2 separate regions of the Homo sapiens genome follow, and region 2 is linked to region 1. The links are chromatin contacts, found by POLR2A ChIA-PET in ENCODE. All regions are on one chromosome and are shown on one strand. Each heading gives the region's core, a stretch centred on a gene start or an enhancer-like site at or near the end of the contact. The rest is flanking DNA. Distances are from core to core; before and after follow the strand shown.

What was found. ChIA-PET counts read pairs that join two places held with the same protein, here RNA polymerase II (POLR2A).
Region 2: POLR2A ChIA-PET joins it to region 1 with 10 read pairs in activated B cell. The contact joins the promoter of USP39 here to the promoter of C2orf81 in region 1. POLR2A ChIA-PET finds 5 or more read pairs at or near these places in 3 of 52 experiments (A549, H1 and activated B cell).

What each region holds. Positions count from the first base shown.
Region 1 is chr2:74,419,738-74,423,562 of GRCh38, reverse strand. C2orf81 (chromosome 2 open reading frame 81) reads left to right here and starts at 1,944. Exons shown (of 3, transcript NM_001316764.3): 1 at 1,944-2,020. The coding sequence starts at 2,003. WDR54 (WD repeat domain 54) reads right to left here and starts at 1,833. Exons shown (of 10, transcript NM_032118.4): 1 at 1,747-1,833; 2 at 1,188-1,410; 3 at 631-693; 4 at 178-244; 5 at 32-85. The coding sequence starts at 1,409. RefSeq lists an enhancer at 1,154-1,333 and a silencer at 1,734-2,013.
Region 2 is chr2:85,614,474-85,618,298 of GRCh38, reverse strand. USP39 (ubiquitin specific peptidase 39) reads right to left here and starts at 2,113. Exons shown (of 13, transcript NM_006590.4): 1 at 1,836-2,113. The coding sequence starts at 2,103. RefSeq lists enhancers at 2,320-2,369, 2,400-2,449.

The sequences.
Region 1 (3,825 bases), core at 695-3,194:
CCCCTCCATGCCCTGCACTTGGCTCCCTCACCCACACAGATGAAGTGGCCACTGGCAGCAATTCCCCGGGCAAACACAGCCTGTACTGAATATGAAAGGGGAGAATGATCAGAAATATCCCCTCCTGCAGCCCTAGCAAACACTCCCTGCCCCCACCCCACTTGGTCCTGCAGGTACCTGGGGAGGCATCTCCAGAGTCCAGTGCATGCCAGTAGACCATGGTGTAGCCATTGGACTCGTACATCTGGAAGACCGGGGCAAGAACCAGGGGGCATAACCCAACTGACCTCTGCTGAGTACTTCACATATCCGTGTTAGCCTTAGCCCATTTAATCCTCAAAACAAATCTGGGATGTAGGTACTATTTTTATCCTAATTTTTTCAGAGGACAACAGTGAGAGTGAGAAGTTAATAGTGTAAGGACATACAGCTAGTAAAGGGGCAGATACTGGAGGTGGCACTTGGAAACTGGAAAAGATGGAAAGATTGAAGATAAGAAATAGAAAAAGAGTGAGTGGGCCAAGCATGTGAAAAGTCTGGAAGTGTTTAGAGGCAAGTGGGAAAGTCTGGAAGCCTGGCAGGGAAGCTGAGAAGGCTCTGGTGGGGCAAGCAGGAGAGTCCTCTTCTTACCTGTATTCCTCGATGTGAGGTGAGTACCAGCAGCACTCGGAAGGGGAGGACACACCAGTGGACCTGGAGGGAGGTGCATCAGTGTAGGGAGAAAATCAAAGCAGGGAAGATGAGTTTGTTTGTTTTTTTTTTTTTTTTGGGGGACGGAGTCTTGCTCTGTGGCCCAGGCTGGAGTGCAGTGGCGCCATCTCGGCTCACTGCAACCTCAGCCTCCTGGGTTCAAGCGATTCTCCTGCCTCAGCCACCCAAGTAGCTGGGATTACAGGTGCACGCCACCACACCCGGTTAATTTTTTTTGTATTCTTAGTAGAGAAGAGGTTTCACCATGTTGGCCAGGCTGGTCTCGAACTCCTGGCCTCAAGTGCCCGTCTCAGCCTCCCAAAGTGTTGGGATTACAGGCGTGAGCCACCGCGCCCGGCAGGAGAGGGGAGATTCTGAGGTTAGGACATGCCTGGGGAGATTCTGAGGTTAGGACATGCCTGCTCCTGAAGGTTTGGAGAGAAAAGGCTGGGGGTAGGACTGGGTTCAGCAACATCACTCCCAGCTCCATGCCTCACCTGAGTGATAAGTGGGGGACTCACTCCAGCACCCTCCTTAGCGTGGAGCTGGCGCTGGGCCAAGGGCACACCCTCAGGAGCAGCGCTGAGAAGCTGGGCGCTTGGTCCATGAACCACGCCAAAATACGTGAGGTTGCGAGCCGGCAGCTGCAGCACACTGAGGTTGTTGCACAGGGCGGCGGCCGAGCCTCGCAGGGGAATGGAGCGCTCCCAGCGGAACATCCTGTGTGGGGGTGCAGCCGAATCACCAGGCGCGCTACAAACAGACGCAGCGGAGATGCCCGAGGGCGGCTATCATCGAGCATTTCGGAAGATGCCTGAGACTGGGTCATAGGATGGGGTGCCCAGAGGACGGTGATGGGGGAGGGTCTCGAGGAGCAAGACAGGGGAGTCCCAGGGCTGTTTTGGGGCGACGGGGGAATCGCAGAGGAGGAATGGGGATGACACAGGACCACCCGATGGCCCCAAGCCCGCGAGCCAAATAAGTGTGATGAAGCCCCCAAGGCTTTCTCCCTCGGCTCGGATCCCTGAAGCCCCCGGCCTAGATCAGAGGTAACACCTGCAGCCCCAGATCGGCTCGCCTGACTCCTGGTTCGTAGGGTCCCTCCAAATCCGCCGCCACCATAGAGACGACGCACGTACGCACGGCCCTTGGGCGGGGTGAGCGGCCGGAACGTGCCGCGGGCGGCGCGGTTGCCGGGGCAACTGTGGGCGGGGCGAGCGACCCCGAGCCCGTGGTTGCCCAGGCGACTGTTAGGTGGCTTACGCGGCCCGGATGCAGCAGAAACACCAGCGTTGCTGCGACCGCGTTGGCGATGGCGCACGAAGGCTCGGTGAGCTTCAGTTCAGCTGGGGATGCGCCAGAGCCAGGGTCGGCCGTTAAGGTCGGTGTCGGGAACAGTGGGCTGGCTCTGGGCCGCCCAGTGCCCCTACTTGCTCCCGCCCACCGCGCGGGAGTTTAGATGACCAAGGAAGCCACGTCGGTACTCGGGCAGAAAACCTACACCTGCACGGTGCCCACTCAAACGCTTTGTTACACTCAAGCCATGAGGGAAAGGGTCAGTGGGTGGTGTAGAGCCCGAGAACAGGAAGTGGATTTTGAAACAGCTAATGAATGTAGTAAGTCTCTTACATGGTGGTGCGTATTTAAATGGATGAGCATTTAGAGAGGGAAGATAACAGAAAAAATCTATTTCGAGAATTTCAAGAGGAAGAAATATATTAAATAATTCAGAGACTGCACTTGAAAGTCAAATTGTTTAAGAGCCAATCAATTTTAAAATAAAGAAAACGGGGCCGGTCTCAATGGCTCATGCCTGTAATCCCAGCACTTTGAGAGGCTGAGGCGGGAGGATTGCCTGAGCTCAGGAGTTCAAGACCAGCCAGGCCAACATGGCGAGACCCCGTCTCGACTAAAATACAAAAAATTAGCTGGATGTGGTGGCGCGGTGCCTGTAATCCCAGCTACTCGGGAGGCAGAGGCAGGAGAATTGCTTGAACTCGGGAGGCGGAGGTTGCAGTGAGCCGAGATCGCGCCACTGCGCTCTAGCCTGGGTGACAGAGAGAGACTGTCTCAAAAAAAAAAAAAAAAAAAAAAAAAAAAGAAGAAGAAGAAAGAAAACGGATTTGAAGAGCCTTTGTGCAAAAATATCTCTGTCCCTTCTGGTCACCATCACGGGTGTCAGATGCGAGGCTGGGAGGGGAGGTCTAAGGAAACAACTCTCTTTACTCAGTCCAGTCAGCCCTGCTCTAGTCAAGCTTGGCCTGGGCTATGGGCCACTCCTGGTGCTTGCTACAGGGCTGTTCTCACTGGTGGATAGGGTTAATGAGACTTCAGGGATTTTGAGTTCTGCAAGACTTAGGAAACAGCAGATTTGGGGGGATAATGAATTTTAGGAAACAGATATGAGACAAGGTTTTAGCGGGGCAATAGGCAAAGGTTTGGGAAGATCACATTTGGAAGTACATTTTGGAAGGAACCAGGTTCAGGGAGACTGTTGTGGGGAATTGAGGGAGCTCCCAAGAGATTGTTTGTAAACTTTTTATGTCTCTAAAGTGAGTTTTGGGGACTAGTCTTTTTTTTTTTTTAAGTGATTACAAAAGGAAACAAACTCATTGTAGAGAACTTACAAAATAGAAAAGAGCATAGGAAGGAAACGTATCCTCTGTTATCATTTTGAAGTTTTCCTTTTGTTGAACACATAGTGGTTTACATATATGAGATCATAATTGATGTGTAAGTTTGTATCCTGCTTCTTTCAATTAACGTTACATCATAAACATTTGCTTTATGCCATTGCAAATTCTTTCTAAAGATTACCTTTAATGGCTGGGTTGGTGGCTCATGCCTGCAAGGTGGGCAGATCACTTGAGGCCAGTTCAAGACCAGTCTGGCCAACATGGCGAAACCCCATCTCTACTAAAAATAGAAAAAAAATTAGCCAGGCCTGGTGGCAGGCGCCTGTAATCCCAGCTACTCCGGAGGCTGAGGCAGGAGAATTGCTTGAACCTGGGAGGCAGAGGTTGCAGTGAGCCGAGATCTTGCCACTGCACTCCAGCCTGGGTGACAGAGCGAGATTCCGTCTCAAAAACAAAAACAAACAAACAAAAAAAGATTACCTTTAATCATTGCATAATA
Region 2 (3,825 bases), core at 864-3,363, about 11 Mb before region 1:
AGCCACTGCGCCCGGCCACAAATGTACTACGTAGTTTAAAGAGTGGCTGGGTGAGTGGCTCATGCCTGTAATCCCAGCACTCTGGGAGGCAGAGGCAGGCGGCTCACCTGAGGTCAGGAGTTCAAGGCCAGCCTGACCAATATAATAAAACCCCATCTCTACTAAAAAATACAAAAATTAGCCGGGCATGGTGGCATGCACGTGTAATCCCAGCCTACTTGGGAGGCTGAGACAGGAGAATTGCTTGAACCTGGGAGGCAGAGGTTGCAGTGAGCTGAGATCGTGCCATTGCACTCCAGCCTGGACAACAAGAGTGAAACTGTCTCAAAAAAAAAAAAAAGAATGTACATGTGTATCTATAAATCTACCACTTGTCAAAAACTTGAGTGGGTCTCAGATCTTACCCTACTCGCAAGCTAACAAGTTAGCCTGTCACAGTTTTATGAATGCTGATGGAAAGCATGTGACTACCTGGCCTGAAATAAAGGACAGTTTATTAGAGCAATGACAGTAGCCGGAATATAGCATTGGTGTCAGTTTTCCAAGTGAATTCCCACAAGGCAAAGTGAGGAGAACCCATGCACACAGTGAGCTGCCTTACAGGAGACGAACCCCGTGCTTAGAGAATCTGAACCATTAACCATTTTTTCAAACGAGGTCTCGCTCTGTTGCCTATCCTAGTCTTGAACTCTACCTCATCCTATAGAGTAGCTGCGATTACAGGTGTGAGCCACCACACCCTGCCCCAAATCTTTTATAAGGGATTGTGCCCTTGTCTCCTCGTTTTGTAGGGAGACACCATTTCTATCTTCCAAGGCTGCTCACTACACGAACATCCTTAACGAGAGTCCAGGAGAAAAGGCAGTCAGGCAATGGTCGCAGTACGTGCACAAACTCAAGAGACTAATGGAAAATTGTCTCCAGACTTTATTCAGCTTAAAAAGTGCTACATAATCCATACTTTAGTAGAGGTGCCTATTGCTCAAGCATTCTGAATATCTTGATTACAGAAATTACAAGACCTTAGATGTAAAAACTGAAGGAAAGCCGTGCACGGTGGCTCACGCCTGTAAACCCAGCACTTTGGGAGGCCGAGGTGAGTGGAACACTTGAGTCCAGGAGTTCGAGACCAGCCTAGGCAACATAGCGAGACTTGCTTCTCTTAAAACGCAAAAAAAAAAAAAAAAATTCTTTTTTAAAATGGAAGGAAGTAACACTTGTAAAATCAGCACTGAGCCCCCACATCGGGCATTCGATAAAGGGAAGCTGCTGTTGTTACGATTTTTGCAGTTAGAAATACCATACGTTTGGCCGGGCACGGTGGTTCACGCCTGTAATCCCAGCACTTTGGGAGGCCGAGGCGGGCGGATCACGAAGTCAGGAGATCGAGACCATCCTGGCTAACACGATGAAACCCCCTTCTCTACTAAAAACACAAAAAATTAGCCGGGCGTGGTGGCGGGAGCGGTGGTGGGCGCCTGTAATCCCAGCTACCTGGGAGGCGGAGGTAGGAGAATCGTTTGAACCGGGGAGGCAGAGGTTGCAGTGAGCCGAGATCGCGCCACTGCACTCCATCCTGGGTGACAGAATGAGACTCCATCTCAAAAAAAAAAAAAAAAAGAAAAAAGAAATACTATACGATTATTGAGAAGGGTACTGTCTTCATCAGAACAAGTCGAACAGCAGAATCGTCGAGTCTGGATCCCTCCTCTTCTCCACCCCAACCCCACCCCTCCCCCAACTCCGGCGCAGTGACCTAGCGGAAGATTAGAGACAAGAAAAAAGGACGCGAAAAAAACAGGCTCTCGCGCCTAGCCCGGCCCGGCCCCGCGCACCTCGCACCTCCCGCTCAGGCTCCGAGTCCTCATCGACCTCGCGCTCCCGCTTCACCCGCACAAACGGGACAACAGAAGCCGGGGCCTCGCGCGCGCTCGCCGGCTCGAACTCCCGCTTCACGCGCACAGGGCTGCCCCGGGAGCTCGCCGCCTCAGGCTCCCGCTCCCGATCTCGCTCCCGCTTGACGCGACCGGAGCTGCCCCGCGACTCAGACTCTCGCTTCCCGCGAGTGGAACCGCGAGACTCCCGCTTAGACCGGCCGGACATCTCCACTACCGGCCGAGTCGTCCAGCGCAGGCGCCAAGCACGCTCGAGCGCGCGGCACAAGGCCAATCAGGAGAGGGGCTGGTAGCGAGCCCCGAACTCTCTACGAGTCGCCACTGGGGACAAATCACGCTGCAGAAAATTTGTGGGCGGTGCTGTTCCTGCACTGGCTTCCTCTCCCCTTAGAACCTTCTGTGGGCCTACTGTCGTTTACAGTTTACTGAGACGGGAACCTTTACTGGCGACAGTTTTCTGGATAAAAGCTGTCAGGCCGGGCGCGGTGGCTTACGCCTGTAATCCCAGCACTTTGGGAGGCCGAGGCGGGTGGATCACCTGAGGTCGGGAGTTCGAGACCAACCTGACCAACATGGAGAAACCCCGTCTCTACTAAAAATACAAAATTAGCCCGGCATTGTGGCGCATGCCTGTAATCCCAGCTACTCGGGAGGCTAAGGCAGGAGAATCGCTTGAACCCAGGAGGCGGAGGTTGCGGTGAGCCGAGATCGCGCCATTGCACTCCAGCCTGGGCAACGAGCGAAACTCCGTCTCAAAAACAAAGAAGCTGTCATTCGGCCCCAGATTTGTGCCTCGAAACCACCACCGTGAGGTCGTTTCCCACAGTCTCCGCGGCTTGGGGGCTGACAATCCTGCACAGGAAAACTAGGCGACATTCCCAAATCATCCCCTTGACAGCCCTAATTCTACTTTTAGAAGGTTCTTGGTACCATGAAAACGCAAATGCCCGGTAAAGGCAGATTTACCATGAAGCTAATAAAGCTCTAACCTCAGGACCTGCCTTGAACTTGTTTGCTTGTTTGAACCGTTCCATTGAGGTATAATTGACATACAACAAACTACATGTTTAAAGTGTGCAATTTAGGCCAGGCGCTGTGGCTCATGCCTATAATACCAGCACTTTGGGAGGCCAAGGCGGGCGGATCACCTGAGGTCAGGACTGGAGACCAGCCTGGCCAATATGGTGAAACCCCATCTCTACTAAAAATACAAAAATTAGCCGGGCGTGGTGGCACGAGCCTGTTAACCCAGCTACTTAGGAGGCTGAGGCAGGAGAATCGCTTGAACCCGGGAGGCGGAGGTTGCAATGAGCCGAGATCGCCCCATTGCACTCCAGCCTGGGCAACCAGAGTGAAACTCTGTCATACCCACACCACACCACACCACACCACACCACACCACACCACACCACACCACACCACACTGTGTGCAATTTACTGAATTCTGACTTGCGGTATATGTCAGAGGCGTTTCAACCAGACCAACTCCATCTTGAGTGAGGGTTAGGAAAATGAGGCTGGGCCTTGACAGGCTGCATTCCCAGGAAGTTAGGTATTCCTAGCCTAGAGATGTCTACAGTTAAGGGAACAGAGAGATAATGTTTACTAAACAGATCCAGACTTGGGAGTGTCCTAATATCCCAATATCTGGAGAATAAAGGCATTCCTAATTTTGCTTTAAAGATAATATTTCTTCTTGCAAAATATAATAATAAAATTAATCCTTTATCACAAACCCTTGTAGCAGAGCACATCTCCCCATGATCTTTTTATCCTATATATAAACAAGCATTGTAGCCATGGTGGATGCGTTCCTCCTTTTACTTTCAGGAACGCCCTATTCTGTCAATGGAGTAGCTGTACTTTCACTACTTTACATTTTATTTTTTTGATACAGAGTCTTGCTCTGTCACCCAGGTTGGAGTGCATT